2 separate regions of the Homo sapiens genome follow, and region 1 is linked to region 2. The links are chromatin loops, found by intact Hi-C in ENCODE. Cell type or tissue: heart right ventricle. All regions are shown on one strand. Links, peaks and the distances in the headings refer to the core of each region. The heading gives the core; the rest is flanking DNA. Region 1 overlaps CCDC62 (coiled-coil domain containing 62). Region 2 overlaps HIP1R (huntingtin interacting protein 1 related).

Region 1 (10,544 bases), core at 1,786-9,785, 66 kb after region 2:
CTTTCAAAGACTTCTTGTAAAATTTTGGCTTAGAAAAGTAGACTAAGTTGAGCTGTGGTACAGTTATATGCCTGTTAAATTAAACCACACTTTATATGTTTATATTTTAATTTTACCAAAACCAATTTAATTCCCACACTGCTTGTTGTGGGGATGGGAAGATGTTTCCTATTAATAAGGCAAGCAGGAAAATCCAGTTAAGGGCACAGATCACCCTCGGTGGAGTGGGGCTCCTACTCAGTAATCAATGCATTCCTTGGCATTACTTCTTTTGGGCGAGTGCCATGCCCTATATACCTACATGTGCCCAAGTCCTAGCCTAGTGTCCAAACACTGAATGCTGGATGGATGGATGGACGGATGGATGGATGGATGGATGAATGAATGATTCATCTCTGTAGTGTCTATTCTAGCTCAAAGCCTTCTACACAACAGAAGGGAAAATCAGGTTAAATAAATTTACTTCTATCCAGTGGCTAAATCAGGATCATGACTAAAATTCTTAGATTGGGTCTTCCTGCGACTGAGGATTATGACAATCATTATTAGCTCACACACATTTATTGTATTTATTTATTATTTATTTATTTATTTTTCATACGGAGTCTCACTCTGTCACCCAGGCTGAAGTGCAGTGGCGCAATCTCAGCTCACTGCAACCTCTGCCTCCCGGGTTCCAGCAATCCTCCTGCCTCAGCCTGCCGAATAGCTGGGACTACAGGCGCCTGCCACCATGCCTGGCTAATTTTTTTGTATTTTTAGTACAGATGGGGCTTCACCGTGTTAGCCAGGATGGTCTCGATCTCCTGACCTCGTGATCCACCTGCCTCGGCCTCCCAAAGTGCTGGGATTACAGGCATGAGCCACCGCGCCAGGCCTATTTATTTATTTTTTGAGACGGAGTTTGGCTCTTGTCACGCAGGCTGGAGTGCAATGGCGCGATCTCGGCTCACTGCAACCTCCACCTCCGGGGTTCAAGTGATTCTCCTGCCTCAGCCTCCCAAGTAGCTGGGATTACATATACCCGCGAACACGCCCAGCTAATTTTTATATTTTTATTTATTTATTTATTTTGAAACAGAATCTTGCTCTGTTACCAGGCTGGAGTGCAGTGGCGTGATCTCGGCTCACTGCAACCTCCACCTCCCAGGTTCAAGCGATTCTCGTGCCTCAGCCTTGCAAGTAGCTGGGACTACAGGCATGAGCCACTATGCCTGGCTAATGTTTGTATTTTTAGTAGAGATGGGGTTTCACCATGTTGGCCAGGCTGGTCTCGAACTCCTGACCTCAGGTGACCCACCTGCCTTGGCCTCCCAAAGTGCTGGGATTACAGGTGTGAGGCACCGTGCCCGGCCACATTTATTTCCTACCATATGGGGAATAGTAGTCAGTACTGGCCAACAGTAAGTGCGCAGTAAATACTGGCTGATGGAATATAATACAAGATCATATTAATTGCATCTTGCTAAGATTACCTGGAGTCCAGAGCCTTTGATTCCTCCATCTTTGAGTCATACATCTGTATTAATTCCTGAGAATTTTCCACATTGAAATTAAGAAACTGCAGATCACTCTGTTGTTTTACATAAATCTGTCATAGATATTGACAAATCAACATGAAATGTAATAACAAAACTAAACTGAACCAACAATTTGGCACTTTCCCTGAAACAGTTCACAAATCCTAAAACAGGTCAGATAGTTACTAGAGAAATATGCTAAATATGTCTGCTTTTAATTTTCCTTTGTTAGCACTAAGATTTGCTAGGATAGCTGGGCTCCCAGCCTTTGATCACCACAAGCAAGACCTATTTGCTATACTAAACATGATATACAGGCTGGGTGCGCTGGTTCACGCCTGTAATCCCAGCACTTTGGGAGGCTGAGGTGGGCGGGTCATGAGGTCAGGAGTTCGAGACCAGCCTGGCCAACACAGTAAAACCCTGTCTCTACTAAAAATACAAAAAATTGGCTGGGCGTGGTGGTGGGCACATGTAATCCCAGCTACTTGGGAGGCTGAGGCAGGAGGATCGCTTGTAACTAGGAGGTGGAGGTTGCAGTGAGCCGAGATCAGGCCATTGCACCCCAGCCCGGTTGACAGTGCGAGACTCCGTCTCAAAAAAATAATAATAATAAAAATAAATAAACATGATATACAACTAATGTAGTTAGGATTCCAAATCACCAATTAAACAAAATCGACGGGCATACATTTTTCCTAATTTGCTATTTGTTTACAAACATTTCTTATGTGACAGAGAAGGATGATTGGGGACATACCTGTCTCAGATTGTGCAGTTCTGAATTTGTGCGTTCTTGCTTTGACTTCGCAATATTAAGCAATTCATCTTTCCTCTTTTCTCTCTCTACTATTTAAGAACAAGTATTATTAACATTTTTCATCAGCTATAGCCACACAAACCTCTCCATTTCCAACAATTTAATGCTCAGCTAACATTTTTGTTGTTGTTGTTCCTGTACTTAAAAATAGCAGAATGGGCTGAACGAAGTGGCTCACACCTGTAATTGCAGCACTTTGGGAGGCTGAGGTGGGTAGACCACTTGAGGTCAAGAGTTCGAGACTGGCCTGGCCAACATGGTGAAACCCCATTTCTACTAAAAATACAAATTTAGCCGGGTGTGGTGGTGCCTGCCTGTGGTCCAGCTACTTGGGAGGCTGAGGCAGGAAAATCATTTGAACCTGGGAGGTGGAAGTTGCAGTGAGCAGAGATTGCGCCACTGCACTCCAGCCTGGATGACAAAGTGAGGACTTTGTCTTAAAAAAAAAAAAAAAAAAAGAAGAAGTGATTTGTAGATTCAGGGATTATTTGTCTTTCCTTTTGTGGGGAGATAGAATAAGGATGATTTCCAAATCTCTATACTTAATACATATTACTTCAATTATTTATTTAAAAATTTTAAAAGATAAAATATTTTTAAAAATAGAGATGGGGGTCTCACTATGTTGCCCAAGCTGGTCTTGAACTCCTGTGTTTCACCATGTTAGCCAGGTTGGTCTCGAACTCCTGGCCTCATGTGATCTACCCGCCTCAGCCTCCCAAAATGCTGGGATTACAGGCATGAGCCACCATGCCCGGCCAAAACTGAGACATTTTAACAGTGGAAGTGATATCCGTAGTGCATCTGACTCCGTGGGTCTCAATTCTACATGCCTTTCATGTTAACAGCATCCAAGCAGGGTTTAAATAAACCTGTTTTGTTATATTTCCTAATGTTTAAATAAACCTGTTTTGTTATATTTCCAGCTACTTTGGAGGCTGAGGTGGGAAGATTGCTTGAGCCCAGGAGTTTGAGACCAGCCTGAGTCAACACAGCAAGACACTGTCTCTTAAAAAAAATAAATAAATACTTGTTTTGGATACAGCATGGTCCCTAAACAAAAGCCAACTACTTTACCTGGCCCTCAGAGTAATTTTAAATATATCTGAATGTTGGCCAGTGGGGTTGTCGGGGGGCGGTGGGGGAGGGCAGGTGGTCAAAGAAAAAAAAAATATATGTATATTTGAATGTTGCCTTAATCTCTGATTTCAGAATAATCTACTTTTGCATAAGAGGCAATGCCAATGTAAATATAAATGTTTCCCTAGTCCAGATAGTTTTCTCCATGGCTGGGTTTAGCTGAGAGATCAAAGTGGATTGGGTCTGACTATTTTCACAAGTTGGCCACAGAAAACAGAGGTAAGGAACTCTCTGCTGCTATCTGCCTGAACAAGCAGCCTAAGCTAAAACAATGGGAAGGGACTTAGACGCCTGGAACCTGCTGAATTCTGATCAAGACTCTGCCTTTTACCGCCTGGGAGACCTGAGGCAGACACTCAGTCTATAAGAGCTCACCTACAGGACTGTCAGGACCCACAGAAATGTAAACTAGTATCATTGTTCTCTTTGCAAACTCCTTACTCCTAGTTATGTACAAGCAAAACATGTCCCTCAGCCTATGTAAAAGAACACGCCTGTAATCCCAGCACTTTGGGAGGCCAAGGTGGGCAGATCATGAGGTCAGGAAATCAAGACCATCCTGGCTAACACGGTGAAACCCCATCTCTACTAAAAAATACAAAAAATTAGCTGGGCATGGTGGCGGGCGCCTGTAGTCCCAGCTACTCGGGAGGCTGAGGCAGGAGAATGGCATGAACCCAGGAGGCTGAGCTTGCAGTGAGCCGCGAACACACCACTGCACTCCAGCCTGGGCGACAGCGAGACTCCGTCTCAAAAAAAAAAAGAACTGCATTTTCTACAAGTTTTAAACTTAAAAGTAAAACTTTAAGACATCTTCCAACTTCAAATAAAACATGGTAACATCTGACTGGGTGCGGTGGCTCACACCTGTAATCCTAACACTTTGGGAGGCCGAGGCGGGTGGATTGTCTGAGCTCAAGAGTTCGAGACCAGCCTGGGCAACACAATGAAACCACGTCTCTACTAAAGTACAAAAAATTAGCCAGGTGTCGTGACGTGTGCCTGCAGTCCCAGCTACTCCGGAGGCTGAGGCATGAGAATTGCTTGAACCCAGGAGGCGGAAGTTGAAGTGAGACAAGATCGCACCACTACACTCCAGCCTAGGCGACAGACCAAGACTCCATCTCCGAAAAAAAACAAAAACAAAAAAAATCGTGACATTTAGCCATAGCACTTGACGGCATATTATCATGTTATGCCCTTTAAAAATTCTTTTTTGGGCTTAAGCCAAGCACGATGGCTCATGCCTATAATCTTAGTACTTTGGGAGGCCAAGGCAGGAGGATTATCTGAGGCTAGGAGTTCAAGACCAGCAGCCTGGGCCACATAGCGAGACCCTGCCTCTACTAAAAATAAATAAAATAAAATAAAATTAGCTAGGTGTGATGACACATGCCTGTAGTCCCAGCAACTCAGGAGGCTGAGGTGGCAGGATCACTTGAACCCAGACAGTCGAGGCTGCAGTGAGCTATGATTGCACCACTGCACTCCAGGCTGGGCAACAGAGCAAGACCCTGTCTCTACTAAATAAATAAATTCTTTTGTAGGCTTTGTTCACTTTTATAATTGAAACATGCAAATCTATCAATTGTCTATATTTTGAAAAAGAAGAATAAAACATACAAAAATTGTTTTCAGACAATGGTGTGAGATTGTCTTTAGTTAAGAAGATGTTTAAGGAATCAATTTAGGATGACAGGCATGGTGGCTCATGCCTGTAATCCCAACGCTTTGGGGCTTTGGGAGGCAGAGGTAGGAGGATCTCTTGAGCCCAGCAGTTCCAGACCAGACTGGGCAACATAGTGGAACCTCATCCATACAAAAAATTTAAAAATTAGGCATGTGTGATGGCATGTGCCTGTGGTCCCACCTACCTGGGAGGCTGAGGTGGGAGGATCACTTGAGCCTCAGAGTTTGAGGCTGCAGTGAGCTGCGATTGTACCACTGCACTCCAGCCTGGGTAAAGAAATCTGCTTAGTATATGATAAAAATATTTCACAAAATCGATTTATTATAATATTAGCTAACAAATTCCATGTATTTTACTTAGTAATACATAGTAGAGTGCATGGGTAAAAAGTGATTAATCAAAAAGAAAAGAGACTAACGTATCCTTTAAGCTTTGTTCTTTCCTTTGACCTCCCATAGCATTTTATGCATAGCATTTGTATAGTAGTGAATTCTGTGGGCCTGTGAGCTTCTGAGCATATCGCAGGGCACCTGGCGTACAAATGCTGGTCCAAGGACTGTTTGAATGCAACTGTAAAGCTACAAATATGTGATATCTTTAGCAGCGTTAACGGGTTATCACTACTTGCAGATGCAGCAATCCTAGAAATGGTGAAAATAGTGACCTCTAGTGGCAGAATACCACACTTTCACCCCGATCTTTAATCACAAGAGATTAAAATTAAGAATTCCATTTCACTTAAAACTTCTTAGGTCGGGCATGGTGGCTCGCACCTGTAATCCCAGCATTTTGAGAGGCCGAGGCAAGGGGATCGCTTGATCCCAGGAGCTAGAGACCAGCCTGGGCAACATAGTGAGACCCCTTCTCTGCAAAAAAATTAAAAATTTAGCCAGGCTACTAGGAAGGCCAAGGCGGGAGGATTCCTTGAGTCCAGGAGTTTGAGGCTGTGATGAGCCTCAATTTTTTCCCATTAATTTACAGACAAACTGCATTCCATTCCCTGCCATATTCCTTACCTACCCCCAGTATCTCAGAGTTTCCACTGGTGAAGGCCTACTTCTCCACTCCCAACTGAGAATGACTGACATAGAGAGCTTGTTGACATCCCTGCCAGCCAAGATGATTCTACTGGGCTTTCTTTTCAGTGGTTTGTGTTAGGAAAGTCATTGATTTAGAGGTAAAGTTCCGAAGAGAAAATCATATGAACACTTTTTGGTCTACTGATACCTACCCTCAGTCCCCCTTTTACTAGGGGTACACATTCATTAAAAAACCCCTACTCTGAGCACCCATACAACCATTCTGTTTTTCGCTTTCAGTAAATTACATGATATATTCAACAATTTATTATAAAACAGCCTTTGTGTGAGATGATTTCGTCCAAATGCAGGCTAATGCGAGTGTTCTGTGCATGTTTAAGGCAGGCTAGGCTGAGCTATGCTGGTGGCTGGGTTGGCTTCATTAAATGCATTTTTGACTTGCGAGGGGTTTATCAGAATGTAACCCTGTAAGTCAAGGAGCATCTATGTTATGTTTTTAGTAAGAAGCAGAGTCACACGCTTAAGCTGGAAGGGAGAATAGCTCATTTTACAGAAGAGGAAATAGTGACTGGGAACGGGATGGCAGCATTAACACTCGCTGCTTGGTCCACCATCGGTCCCACAAAGGGTGTTAAAAACAAACAAAAAGGCCTGGCGTGATGGCTCATGCCTGTAATCCCAGCACTTTGCGAGGCTGAGGCGGGCGGATTATCTGAGGCCAGAGTTCGAGATCAGCCTGGCCAACATGGTGAAACCCCGTCTCTACTAAAAATATAAAAATTAGCCGGGCATGGTAGCATGCGCCTGTAATCCCAGCTACTTGGGAGGCTGAGGCAGGAGAACTGCTTGAACCTGGGAGGCAGAGGTTGCAGTGAGCCGAGATCATGCCACTGCATTCCAGCCTGGGCGACAGAGTGAGACTCTGTCTCAGAAAAAAATAAAAATAAAAAAGCCGGGCTCACGCCTGCAATCTCAGCACTTTGGAAGGCCAAGGCCCGTAGATCACTTGAGGTTAGGAGTTCAAGAAGACCAGCCTGACCAATGTGGTGAAACCCCGTCTCTACTAAATATACAAAATTTAGCCGGGCGTGGTGGCTCATACCAGTAACCCCAGCTACTAAGGAGGCTGAGGCAGGAGAATCGCTTGGGCCCGGGAGGCAGAAGTTGCAGTCAGACGAGATTGCACCACTGCACTCCAGCCTGGGTGACAGAGCAAGACCCTGTCTCAAAAAAGACCCTGTCTCAAAAAAAAAAAAAAAAAAACCATTTTGGGAGAGGTATAATTCCTTCAGCCTGTCATCATTGCAAGTCTAGGTTACAAATACATTCGATCATCTGTTTTACCAGTAAAAAGCAATTCATCGTGCAGGCAACTTTTCTCTTGCTTGAGGCGAATGATCTCTTCTCGTTGCTCATTATTTTCTGTCGTCTTTTCATTGAGGTCCTCTTCACAACAGAAGAAAAAGAAAGTCCTCAAATAAATACTAGGTTCCAGTCCTCATATACACACTATGCCTAACTCTCACATCCTCAGCGGCTCCTTCCGGTCCTGATGGATCTATAGACAAAATCTGTTTCACAGCCAACATCTCCACACCTGGCAAGGACCCCTGGTTGGAGGCTTCGCTTGCTCTCATCTGACTGACCTCCCTGCACCAGCCTTGCCTCTCCTGTGACAGCCCAGTGTACACAGAGCAATCTTTTAAAAATCAAAATCTGCCCAGCGCAGTGGCTCACGCCTATAATCCCAGCACTTTGGGAGGCCAAGGCGGACAAACCACTTGAGGCCAGGAGTTCGAGACCAGCCTGGCCAACATGGTGAAACCCCGTCTCTACTAAATATACAAAAATTAGCTGGGTGTGGTGGCACACACCTGCAATCCCAGCTACTCAGGAGCCTGAGGCAGGAAAATCGCTTGAATCCAGGTGGCAGAGGTTGCAGTGAGCTGAGATCACGCCACTGCACTCAACCTGGACAACAGAGTGAGACTCCATCTCAAAAAAAAGTAAAGTAAAATAAAAATAAAGGCCAAGTGCAGTGGCTCACACCTGTAATCCCAACACTTTGGGAGGCTGAGGCGGGTGGATCACCTGAGGTCAGGAGTTCGAAACCAGCCTGGCCAACCTGGTAAAACCCCGTCTCTACTAAAAATACAAAAATTAGCTGGGTGTGGTGGTGGGCGACTGTAATCCCAGCTACTCAGAAGGCTGAGGCAGGAGAATTGCTTGAGAGGCAGGCGGGGGTTGCAGTGAGCTGAGATCGCGCCATTGCACTCCAGCCTGGGCGACAAGAGTGAAATTCTGTCTCAAAAATAAATAAATAAATAAAACTAAAAATAAAAATCTGCTCGTGTCATTTCTCAGTGAGAAGCCTTGCTACTGCACTGAGGATGAAATCCAAATCCATTACCACAAACTGCAGAGCCCAGCATGACCTGACCTGCCCATCTCCCCACCGCCGTTCCCTCCTTTCCTTCTGTTCCTTGAGTATGTCTGTGGTATAAGAAGAAATAGATGTGGTTTTTGTCCTCTGTTCCTGGAGAACAGAGCTCCTAAAACTTGTGGAATTTCCTAAGTGACAGAAGCATCTTTTGTCATTCATGAAGAGTCAGTTGATTACACCAGACTACATGCTAACGAGGTGACTCAGGGTGGAGCTCCTACGTGGCCTCAGGATGCAGACAGCCACCAGAAACACCAAGTGAAGACAGGGCTGGAACCTGCAGTCCCACTTGTGGACCTCCAGGAAGGGGAGGGAGGGCTGGAGATTGAGCTCTATAAAAATTCCTCTTCTTTTTTTTTATTTTTTTGAGGCAGGATCTTGCTCTGTTGCCCAGGCTGAAGTGTAGTGGCCAATCTTGGCTCACTGCAACCTCCACCTCCTGGGATCAAGAAATCCTTTCACTTTGCCTCTCGAGTAGCTGGGACTACAGGATCACACCACCATGCCTGGCTAATTTTTTGTAGAGACAGGGTTCTGCCATGTTATCCAGGCTGGTCTTCTTGAAGTCCTGGCCTCAAGCAATCTGCCTGCTTTGGCCTCCCAAAGTGCTAGGATTACAGATGTGAGCCATCATGCCCAGCCACTATTTTTCTTTTCTAAAAAAAAAGTTTTAAGCTGGGTGTGGTGGCTCATGCCTGTAATCCCAGCACTTTTGGGAGGCTGAGGCAGGTGGATCACAAGCTCAGGAGTTTGAGACCAGCCTGACCAACATGATGAAACCCTGTCTCTACTAAAAATACAAAAATTAGCCGGGCATGGTGGCACCCACCTGTAATCCCAGCTACTCAGGAGGCTGAGGCAGGAGAATTGCTTGAACCCAGGAGGTGGAGGTTGCAGTGAGCTGAGATCACGCCATTGCACTCCAGCCTGGGCAGCAGAGCAAGACACTATCTCAAAAAAAAAAAAGTTTTAATATTGAATTTATAAAATGTTTTTAGTATATAAATATTGACAGAACAGACTTCTTTCTACTTGAATATTTTACCTCGGTGTATATAAACATTCAATAAATACCAAATACCTAGAGTGTAGCCCTTGTGCCATGCTATTAACAGTACACTGAAAAAGAGAAGCAGAGTCTGTTCCTGCTGTCAAGGGGATGATAATACGATTATGGTTTTAGCTGAAGCTACAAATGGAGATAAGACCTATGGCTAACCATAGGTCAAGGCATCATAAGGACAACATTTTTGAATGCTGAATCTTTTAAGTTAAATCAGCAAAGATCGGCTGGGTGTGTTGGCTCACGCCTGTAGATCTCAGCACTTTGGGAGGCCAAGGCAGAGGGATTCACCTGAGGTCGGGAGTTCCAGACTAGTCTGGCCAACATGGCAAAACTCTGTCTCTACTAAACATCCAAAAATTAGCCAGGCATGGTGGTAGGTGCCTGTAATCCCAGCTACTCGGGAAGCTGAGACAGGAGAATAGCTTGAACCCAGGAGGTGGAGGCAGTGGTGAACCAAGATTGCACCACCGCACTCCAGCCTGGGTGACAGAGTGAGATTCTGTCGAAAATAAATAAATCGGCAAAAATAAAAATTCCTAATTTCAGAATCAGAAGTTTCTGCCCTCACCATGGGAAGAAATGCCCAGGCTAGCCTGATAGCAAGACGATGAAATGTGTGAGCCAAAACTGCCCAGATGGGAAGCTCAGTGAGGCCCAACCACAGTCAGCCAACTCCCCCATTTGCCTCTAGACATGTGGGTTTAATAAATGCTACGACTGTCTGCCACTGAGATACTGATGTTGTCTGCCACAAAGCATGTATTAGCGATAGCTAATGGTACAGCCACCTCAACTAAGGCAGGATTACTTTAAAATATGATACAT
Region 2 (10,544 bases), core at 1,618-9,617:
TAATAACAGGCCTGTCACTTATTTACTTGGGGATGTGGATGTTCATGATGTCTGGTTCTGAAACATCAGTGATCAAAGTTCCAGCAGGGAAGCTGGCTGGGACGTCTGTTTTTGAAGCTGAAGACAAAATCTCTGCCTGTCCAGGGCCCCTGGCACAGGTGGGGCCTCTTACCCTCTTGGTCACCAGTCTCATAAACAGCAGTCACGTACAGGGCATGTTCTGTGTCTTAAGAGGGTGTCTTCAGGATCACAGCCACTGTGTCCAAGTAGGGGACTGAGGGTGACCTCAGGGCTCAGACTGTGCCTGCTCTCTGTCCGTGAGGTTGCCGCCGTGTGCTGTGTGAATGGTGGTACTTGTTAGGATTTTCTGTGTTGGTTTTTAGTGGGAAAACCAGTGGCTCTGATGTTTTGCTTTGGGGACTTGCCAGCAGGTGTTTCAAGAAGGCAGTTGCCTCTGCCCATTTCAAAGCCCAGTGGGTGCTGTTTCCTTCTCTAGGCCGAGAGGAGGGGACCCTGCAAACCCTGCCTCCTTGCAGAGCTACAGAACTGCCCTGTGCCCGCCGCCCCGGCTGAGCCGTGCGCCTGCAGCTATGTATGTCCGCCGCCCCAGCTGAGCCGTGCGCCTGCAGCTAGGTATGCCCGTCGCCCCGGCTGAGCCGTGTGCCTGCGTCCTCACCACCCCAGCTAAGCTGTGTATCTGGGTCACAATGCCCCTGCAAGGGACTTGAGGAACTGAGATGAGAGCAAGCTCACCTGTTGCTGTCTCCTGTAATAGCTGCCATTCCTGGCACATCATTGTTCTATGAGAATGTACAGGAGAAATTTCTGTGGTTTTTCTGTGAGGAAGAGGGAAGGATTTCCTGAGAAGCCAGTTAGCCTTAAAGAAAAAGTGTGTGATAGTTTCTTTCTTCCCAGTGGCTGCCAGGAAGCTTATAGCCAAATCTGTTGTCCACTCCAGTGAGGATGCTGGACTTCACAGAGTCTTGTGGCTCATGAACCTTGCCTTGTGGGAGCCTCTCCTCCTGCTGTGTGTCCCATTCACAAGGAGGACCAGGGAGAGGCAGTGACAGGTCCAAGAGGGTGGGGGAGCAGGACCAGACCCCAAGCTCCTGCTTTCTAGCCCCACACTTGAGGCAGCCTGTTCAATTAAAGGTTTCGGCCAGGCACAGTGGCCTGGAATCCCAGCACTTTGGGAGGCTGAGGTGGGGGGGGGGGGGGGGGGGGGGCGGATCACTTGAGATCAGGAGTTCGAGACCAGCCTGGCCAACATGGCAAAGCCCCCATCTCTACTAAAAATACAAAAATTAGCCAGGCATGGTGGTGCATGCCTGTAATCCCAGCTGCTCGGGAGGCTGAGGCAGAATTTCTTGAACCCGGGAGGAGGTTGTAGTGAGCCAAGGCACGCCACTGTATTGCCACCTAGGTGACAGCAAGACTCCATCTCAAAAAAAAGTTTGGTCATTGAGGACTCAAGAATGATCAGTTAAGCGTTGTCAATGCCTGTGGATTTTCATTTGTATCTGGTGGAGAATCAGTTCCGTTAGTGTTTCTGAAGCCATCTTGCCTTGTAAACAAACAAGAGCCAGGCACAGGGTCTGTCTTAGCCCTTGTGGTCAGTTTGCAAGGCCCTTTCACCCTAACCACCCGGCACAAGCACCCCGGCTACGCAGCCTTAGCTGAGGCCCCACTTCATCCTCCAGGAGACGTGAGCACAGGTGGAAGGCTTGTCTGAGGCCATACAGGAGCCAGCCAAGGGGCCTTTTCTCTCCCCTGACCCACCCTGTCCTGTTTCTCTATAAATGCCAGTGATCTTGGCAGGGGGTAGGACAGGGTGAGCTCCCCCACCTCAGCCTTCCCTCTGGCATGGTGCTCCTGGGTAAAGTGGGTGCTTGTGAGGCTGCCACACACCCAGGGACTGAACACCTTTCCAGGTTTCCGGTAAGTGCAAAGGCTGTGTGTGGCCATGGCTCAAGTCCAAGCCAGCCGGGAGTCAGGGTCCCCACCTTAGCTTAGCAACTGTCAGTCAGGCATGGTCTCAGACACACTGAGGGGGTCAGCAACTGCTAGGAGCCCCAGGGAAGCTGTGGGCATTGAGGCTGGGAGTGCAAGTGGCCTCTGTGGAGGCAGCTGGCTCTTGGCCTCCTGTGTAAAAGGAGGGCCCTGAGGCCCATAAATCCCCCGAGAGAGAGATGGAAGGCGGACACACACACAGCCAGTGACAGCCCTGCTGAGCTTTTCTGCAGTCCCAAGTACTCTAGCATTAAATGCAGACATGAATAGGTCCCCGCCCCAGCACCTGGCCAGGGCCGACAAGGGAACACGTGTCCCTGGAGGAATGAAGAGCCAGGCACAGCCCCTCCCTCTGGGGCATCAGTGACAACAAACAGTCAAAGTGCATTTTATTGCCAACAGAACACTTCAGGAGGAAATGCTAACACAAAGCCAAGGCGCTGGTGCTGGCTCATTTTTGCTCCTCCTGACCTTGGCCAGTATTTGGTAGCCTTTCCAGAGCACAGGGTGAAAGGCTAAAGGGCTAGGGCTGGGGTGGGGGGAGCAGGAGGGCATGGCAGCTGCTGGCTCTGTCCTCCCAGCCTGGTCCCACCCCTCCTGCCGCTCTCCTTGGGCTCAAGGGACACACATTCGTTCAAATCTGACGGGCAAAGCCAGGGCCTAGCCCACTCTAGCCGCAGGGTCCCCTCCCTGAGGGCCCTGGTCCAGCACCTGGGTTTCTGGGCTTTTTCTGGCTGAGCTGGAGGGCCTAGGGCCAAGCCCACTCTCCGGAGGGCTGGAAACCACCCCTTCAGGTGGGCAGTGGGGCGCGGCCAGAACGGGGGAATGGAAAACAGGAAATGGGGGTGGCTGCAGATTCCAGCTGGAAATGGAAACTCACTCCAGGAGTGAAGGCAGCGCCCGGGCCGCTATGTCTCACCTCACTCCCCAGAAAGCGGCCCCTTCCAGCATCTGACCCCTCCTGGGGGGCTCCCATCACGGAGGCCCGAGGGCCAGGCCTGAGGAGTAATGGGCGACATTCCTCTAGCCCACACAGAGCCTGGTCTGCGGAGACCACGCAGCTGGAGGGCCTGGTAGAATCGGTGCCCCAGAAGGCCACAGACAGGATGCCTGACCCTCGTCCCATCAGCCGGCACGGGCTGTGTGCCTTCCATCCATCCACGACCTTCAGGAGTCCAGAAGGCAGGGAGCCCCACGCTGGCCCGGTTTCCCAGTGTGCTGACTACAAACGTAGGAAGAAGAGCTCTAGCTCGGAATATTAAAAACACTATTTTCTGAAGAGGAATATTAAAAACACTATTTTCTGAAGAGTTGAGGCTCAGGCCTACCGGGTCCTGGCTGCACCCCAAAGTTCCTTCTGCAGATAAATAAGAGACTCACATCCAGAAGCACCACCCACATGGCCCAGGACCCTGCAGGCTCAGTAAGGGCCAGGGGCCTTGAGGACATTGATCCAGACGGTGGGGCGGGAGGCTTGGGCACCAGGTGGAGGGGCAAGGCCTCTCGGTCCTGTCAGGGCAGTTGCAGAGGCCCAGGCCTGTCACCAGCCACCCTGCTGGACCCCTGGGGGGCCTAGTAGTTCACGAGTTGAGCTGGGTAGATGCCATCCTTTTTGTCAAGCTGCAGGGGTTAAAGGTGGGGGGTCAGTGGTCACAGCCAGGCACCTGGGGCCCCACCTCTCCCTTGAGCAAGCTCCTCCCTGCATGTTGTCAGTGGTCCCTGACTTCCCCAGGGACGTGCACCATGTGCCCCTCTAGGGCTGGGGACAGCACCCCCGTCCAGGAACTCCCCCATCCCAGTGCAGACGGCACCTGGTGGTCCTGTCTGGGGGCCACGCTGGGCTTCTGGGCCAGGGGTGGTTTCTTGGTGGTTACACTTCGGGGGGCAGTGCTGGGCCGGATGGCCACCTCCTCTCCAGGGCTGCCTGATGCCCCAGCCAGCACGTAGTGTTGCTTCCGCAACTCCCCCAGCCGCATGCGTTCAGCCTCCAGCGTCTTCTCCAGCTCCAGGACACGCACCTGTAGCCACACGGCCTGCTCAGCCCAGCCCAGCCTCCCCAGGGAGCTCTCTCCTGGGTCCAGGCTTCGCCCGAGGGATGAGCTCAGAGGTCACGGGGCAGCCATGGGCGCCTACCTGGGTCTCCATCTCCTGCTTCTTCAGCTTGATGAGGGACAGGCCGGAGAAATCCATGGTGTCTGTGGCCGGAGGACAAGGGGGTGAACATCTGGGCACCCACCCCCATTCAGCCTCGGGAGCCAGCAGCCCCCGTTGGCATCTGGCACTCACCTCTGTCCTCAATCTGCTCCTGGCCTGACTTGGTGGAGGCCACCACATTGGCAGCCCTCTCATTGACTGTGCGAGAACATTCCTGCAGGCGGCTCAGGTGGGGGCTGTGCTTGTTGGCCTTCACCTGAGGGGCGAGAGGTCAGGGTGGGCCCAGGTCTCCCAGCTCAGGGCAGCAGCAGGCCTGGGCTTGGCAGCCACAGCCCAGGCCAAGCTGGGCCCAGAGCCCAGTGTGCTGCTGTCGGCGTGCAAGCTCACCTTGGAGGCCGCCACCAGCTGGGCCGTGCTGGCTGCGATCTCGTGGGAGCAGACGATGAGCTCCTCATACTTGCCCGTGTGAAGCACCACCTTGTCAGCTGCCTCCCTGCGGGTCAAGGGCCAGTCAGGGCCAGGGTCTCTGACCCCACGGACGGCTGGCACCACTCCACACCCCCTCTACTCCCTGCACCCTGTTGAACCCCAAACTGCTCCAACTGGCAGGAAGCAGCCCCCTGCCCCCCCCCACCCAGGGCAACCTACACCAGCTGTGTGGCTCCCCAGCCCACAGCCTTGGAGGCCGAGATGAGGCCTTCGGTCCAGCGCGAGTTCTTGGCGTAAAATTCCTGCTGCGTGGCTGCCCCCTAGTGGCGACGGGAGAACAGGGCAGGACATGCCAGTCAAGGACACCAAAGGTGGAAAGTGGCCCTCAAGGGCCCTCTCCCCCTCACTCTGGCCATAGGGCGCATCCCTGAGGCCTCCCTGTGGTAGGGGGTGGAGGGTCTCATGCCCAGGGTGGCCTAGGCTGGGGGTCAGGCTCCTTGTGGACTGTGCCCTGCTGCCGCCGGCCCCTCACCCTGCCGCTCTCCACGATCTCCTTCTGCAGGCTAGTGGATGTCGTCACCAGGAGCCGGATAGCCTGCCGAGACCAAGACAGCAATGACTGGTGGCCCTCCAGGTGCAGACCCCCCCGGGTCACAGCCCCTCACCTTCATCAGGTCTGTGCAGGAGTTGAGGATCCTGGGGGAGAGAAGGAGAGACTTAGCTGCCGCTCTGCAGAGCAGCCCACACGACGCCATGGCGGGCCTGGCCACATCAGGGCTCAGCAGGTGGGGAGGGAGTGTCTGCTCTGAGCCAGGCCTTCCTTTCCCGTGAGCAGAACAGTTGGGGGCAGAACCTTAGGGGCCACGGGGAGCCCACCTCGGCTGGGCCTGGGGGGACAGAAGGGGGGCTCACCTCTCGTTCACCTCCAGCTTCACCCCCGAGCTGGCGTGGCGTGCCTGGTTCATCATGTCCTGCACCCAAGAACAGAGCCGTGAGCTGGCTGGGAGGAGGGGACCGTGGTCCTGGGAAAGCCAGGGCTGCCTCCTGCCCTCTCAGCTCTGACCTCACAGGCCCCTGGAAAACGCCATCTGTCCTCTGTCTGGAGGCTGAGAGCAGGAGTGGGTGCAGCCTGTACCCAGCCCAGTTGGGGCCTCCGGCCCCCAAAGCTCCACAGGAATGAGGGGAGTCCCCAGATCCCGTGCTCACCTCAATCCTCCGCACAGCATCTTCAATGGCTGCGGATGTGGCCGCCATCTCCTTGTCGACCACGGCCCCCAGCTCCTCCTGCCGCACATCTAGGCTCTTGGGTTTCAGTTCCTGGTGAGGATGGGAGTCAGACAGGGGTAGCCTCCGTCCCCCCCCGTCCCACGGGCAGCCTGGGAAAGAGGTTGGGGACCACAGGGATCGAGGAGGGTGCATGGTCCCCACCCTGTGTCCTGAGGCTGCAGGCTCCACGCACAAACACCTGTTCAGCCAACCCAGAGGTGGGTGCAGAGGTCAGAGGCAGGCCCAAGCCTCCCAAACCCACACTCAGCTGTGCCTCACCTGGCCCAGCTGAAGGATGCCCTGCAGGGGTGTCCGCACCAGGCTGGCCTGCATGTGCCGCAGAGCCTGCTGGTCCTGCAGCTGCCCCATGAGCTCCAGAGCCCGGGCCCCGCACTCCCTGCAGGTGTCTATGAGGCCTGGGGTGAGAAAGGACCGTGAGTGGAGCCCCCCCCACCGACAGGCTCCATAAGGACCCCCAGGGGAGACAAGCCAGTGAGGTGGACAGAACCTGCCATCCCAGGACCCACTTACGGTCGGCAGGGTCGGTGGGAGCCAGGTGCGAGGTGGCACCGCCATTGATGATGGTATCCGCAGCCAGGTGGGAGAAGCGGGTCAGAGCTGCCACCAGGGCGGAGGCGTCTGTGCGGGTGGGTGGGGCCAAGGTTGGGGGAGGATGACACTGAGACACTAGCACTGGGACCACCGTCGGTGGCCAGCTATCCCAGGAGGAGGAGGAAGAGGAAAGGAGGGCTCGGCAAGACAACGTCCAGGAGGCAGTGGGAACCACACCACAGTGTGTGTGGCCCCGGGCCCTTCAGTGCTCTGCCACCTGCAGACATATGGTGGCCCAGGCCCCAGAGGCAAAAGCCTATTTGTCCACAGGGCAGGGGTGGGTTCCTGGGAAGGAGCAGGCAGGGGGCATCTGCTTGGCTTCCCAGAGAGGTCCCTGCTGTCTGTAAACCTCCCAAAAGGCAAGAGGTGGCCATGGGCGCTGGAACTGGGACACAGCCCCCGCCTCCGCCCTGCCCTGGCTACACTCACCTGCCAAGGAGGTCAGGTACTGGGCGTGGCCCTCCTCCAGGGTGCTCACGGCATCCAAGGCCTCCTGGGCCCTGCTCACCAGGTAGTCTGCAAGCACGAGGAGAACTGAGGCCCCTGCCACCCGCTGCTCAGGGCTGGGGATGGGAAGGAGGCAGGGGAGCGGCTGAGTGTGGCCCCACTGTCTACCTGGGGAGCTGGTACAGCGCAGGTGCAGGGGGTCGTCCAGCTTGCTCACGGCATCCTGCAGGATGCCCGCGGCCTCGGCAGCAGCGCCCCGCAACACTGCGAACTGCTCGTCCAGCAGCCTCTGCCGCAGCCCCTGCTCCTGAGACTCCTGGCAATGGGGGTGAAGAGGACAGGTTAGAGATCCTCCCCAAGGCCAAGGATGTGCCCCAGCCCTGGAATGACCCATGGGCCACCAGTTGGAGCCCAGCTGAGACCCTCACTGGTCAGGGGGGTGGAGATTTCTAGAAAGAGGCTTCCCACACAGTGCACAGCTCAAGAATAAAAAGATAACCCAATTAAAACGTGAGCTCAAGGTCCTAAAAGACATTTCTCCAAAGATACACAAATGGCCAGGTAGCTCATGAAAAGATATGTAGCACCCTTTGCTATCAGGGAAACACAAATCAAGACCGTGAGAAACCACTCCACACCCACTAGGATGGCTAAAATAAAAAGAAGACAATAATAAGCATTGGCAAGGATGTGGAGAAACTGGAACATTCATGCGTTGCTGGTGGGAGTGTAAAATGGTGCAGCCACTTTGGAAAACAGTCTGGTAGTTTCTCAACAGGGTAACAGAGGTGAGACCCAGCAGTTCTACTGTGTTCCACACACATCAGCTATCTATCCAAGATAAGTGATGGCAGATGTTTACACAGAAACTTGTGCTCAAAGGCCCACAGCAGCACTATTTACAACAGCCAGAAAGTTGCAACAAACCCAATGTCCACCAAGTGATGAACAGATAAACACAATGTGGTCTGTCCACACGGCAGAGTACGACTCAGCCATAAAAGGAATGAGGTAATGACACAGGCTATGATGTGGTGACCCTTGACAACGTGATGCTGAGTGAAGAAGCCGGACACAAAAGGATGCATCGTGTATGATCCCCTTTACATGAAATCTCTAGAACAGGCAGATCACGGAGACAGATCGATGGTTGCCAGACGGCAGTGAACTCAGTGGTGCTGCTGCATCTGGGGAGGCCATACCCTCTCTGCCAGCCGGCCCTGCAACTCGCCCTGCTCCTGGGAGCTGCGCTGCTGCTCCCGGCTCAGCGCCGCCTCTGTCTCGCGCACCAGGCTCTGCGCCGCCAGCAGGTCTGCCTCCCGCTGCCGCACAGCTCCACTCAGAGCATCCTTCTCCGCACTCAGCGTGTCCAGCCGTGAGCTCAGCTCCGACTTGCTCTGTGGACAGACATGGACACCAGGCATGTGAACAGAGCTCCCAGGCCCCACCCACCCTGCCCCCACGCTTATAAACTGGGCCCTGGGGGTTAGTGATCACTTCCATTAGACTCAGGGCTCCCTGAGGACCAGCGGTAGGTCCTGTCTCCCATGTAGCCCCTGGGTCTGGGTCAGGGCTGCATCCCAGGATCACCGAGTGGCACCCAGGTGGGGCCTGTTCACGGGAAAGAGGACCTGACTTCCACCCAGGACTGGCCCCAGAACCCCACCTCCAGTCATCAAAGCCAGATGCACCTGCTCTGTGTGGCTCAGGGCCTCCTGCGCGCGGGCCAGCTCTCCGGCCTTGGCCTCCAGCTCCCTCTTGAGCTTCTCCAGCTGGTCGCTCTTCTCCTCTAGCTGGGACAGGACAGCGTGTCACTGGGGCAGTGGGCTGGGGATGCCGGGGCAGGGCCCTGTGCCACAAGGGACATACCTTCAACTCCGACTCCCGCTTCACCTGCTCCACCTGGAAGGCCAGCTGCTCCTTCACCCGCGCCACCTCCTCCTGGCTTTGCTGCGTCACCGTCAGCTGCTTGGCTGTGTCCGCGTTCTGCATGGGCAGGGGAAGGGCTCATGCTCTGCTGCCATCCCCGAGAGGCCCTGCCACCGGCTGGGATGGAGGATGGGCTGCACCTACCTTTCTGAGCAGCTCCGCGTGCACATGGACGAGCTCACTGTGCTTTTCCTTCAGCTTGTTGTAGCGCGCCTCCGTGGCACTGGCCTTCCCTGGGGGCGAGAGGAGGGGCAGTGATGCCCCGTGTGGGGTGGCAGGGGCTGGGGACACACCCTTGGACCCCTGTGGCCAAGGCCCCACGTACTCTCAGCCTCCTCACGCAGGCCCTGGCTCCGCTCGCCCTCCAGCTGGGCAGCCCTCAGCTGGGCCAGCTCGTGGCGGAGCTGCTCATTATCCACCAGGGCCTTCTGCTTCTGCTTCCGCTGCTCCTCCAGCTCACCCTCCAGTGCATTCACCTGGCTCTTCAGCTGCGCGATGTACCGCTGGGCCTGCGGGAGGAGGTGTGACGTGGGGCCCTGCCTGGGCCGTGAGGGGCCCTGGCCCCCACCCATCCCCACCCCGCACCTCCAGCTTGATCTTCTCCAGTTCAGAGCGGAGCATTTCCACCTCTCTCTTCAAGCTCTCAATCTGGAGGTCCCTGGGGACAGAGGTCCTGGGGTTCAAGTTAAGTCAACCAGAACAGTCAACAGACCCAGCACAGGAACCTGTCTCCTCCTCAGTGGCCACTCAGGATTTGGGCACCTCACGGGTTCATGTTCCCCACCTATGGCCTTTCCAGACAGAACTGTCCAGAGCACAGCTCAGCTGAGCCCGTTTCCAACCACCCCCAGCCCAGTCGGCTCCTCCAGCCCTCACCTGTCGTCCTTCACAGACCCATTGGGGGGTCCAAACGTCTGATCGAAGAGGTCAGCCACCACCTGCCACAGCAAAGCATGGTGACCCCACTCACCTGTGCCCTCCAGGCCGGGCAGTGGGCAAAGGGAGGGCTGGCCACCCGACACTCCCGTTGGCCTCATGCTGCAGCTGGAGGACTGGGGGACACGGGCTGGGCAGGGGGCTCACCACTGGCTCCCCCGCGGGGGGCCCTGTGCTGATCTCAATGAGATTCTCCGGCTCCTCATCTTCCGGGGCCTCCTCGGGGATCACCACCACCGGCTTGATGTGCTCAGCCAGGGCTGAGGCCCGCAGGAAGTTAGGGGGTCCCTGCAGGGGCGGCAGGTGGGACCTGCTCAGCTGTCCCCTAAGCAAGCCCTCCTTCCGCCATCTCCATAGCCTGTGTGGGGCCCAGCCAGGTGCCTGGGGTCCTCAAAGGGCCTCGGGGCCCTCTTGGGGGTGGTACCTCGGGCAGCCGGGGGATCTGGATGAGCCGCTTGAAGTACAGCATGTCGGAGGCTCTGCGGAAGAAGTTCCTGAGGCTGCAGAGATGGTGGGAAGTTCGGGTTCAGGAAGGGGCCACGGAGCCTCTCCCCCACCGGCCTCAATCCTGTCCCTGTCCCAGGCAGTACCTGTGAAACTGCTCGTGGAACCGGTCCCTGTGGCCTTGCAGGGTGTCCGCAGGGAGACCTGGAGGGTGGCACAAGTGTAACAGGACTTCTCTGCACACTGCTCAGGGGCTCACCTGCCCTGCCTTGTTCCTCCGTATGCTACAAACTCACAGATCAGAGATCACCTGAGAC

The links. A loop is a pair of places that touch in the nucleus more often than their neighbours do. Peaks named below come from ENCODE experiments on the same cell type or tissue, not always from the same donor. Only the 100,000 strongest peaks of a DNase experiment are listed, where the experiment ranks them.
Region 1: a loop joins it to region 2, with 2.1 times the contacts of the local background. A loop is called at or near these places in 38 of 110 quality-filtered maps.

What each region holds. Positions count from the first base shown.
Region 1 is chr12:122,789,132-122,799,675 of GRCh38, reverse strand. CCDC62 (coiled-coil domain containing 62) reads right to left here. Exons shown (of 13, transcript NM_201435.5): 6 at 7,555-7,656; 7 at 2,281-2,369; 8 at 1,476-1,591. Among named protein-coding and RNA genes, the nearest start is that of CCDC62, 20 kb to the right of the region's middle. RefSeq lists a silencer at 3,728-3,928 and an enhancer at 9,220-9,773. In heart right ventricle, for the core only: a CTCF peak has its summit at 5,844 (motif pointing left); no DNase peak of the experiment used is centred there.
Region 2 is chr12:122,854,792-122,865,335 of GRCh38, reverse strand. It overlaps HIP1R (huntingtin interacting protein 1 related), which reads right to left. Exons shown (of 32, transcript NM_003959.3): 9 at 10,374-10,431; 10 at 10,208-10,283; 11 at 9,931-10,071; 12 at 9,724-9,785; 13 at 9,433-9,505; 14 at 9,173-9,356; 15 at 8,992-9,080; 16 at 8,788-8,904; 17 at 8,610-8,711; 18 at 8,121-8,315; 19 at 7,087-7,234; 20 at 6,901-6,987; 21 at 6,391-6,498; 22 at 6,139-6,275; 10 more. The coding sequence ends at 3,583. It overlaps VPS37B (VPS37B subunit of ESCRT-I), which reads left to right. Exons shown (of 4, transcript NM_024667.3): 4 at 1-6. It overlaps LOC124903039 (a long non-coding RNA gene), which reads right to left and starts at 1,200. Exons shown (of 2, transcript XR_007063500.1): 1 at 754-1,200; 2 at 1-336. RefSeq lists a silencer at 4,560-4,854. In heart right ventricle, for the core only: a CTCF peak has its summit at 4,935 (motif pointing left); a DNase peak (open chromatin) is centred at 4,895; H3K27ac peaks cover 3,664 bases.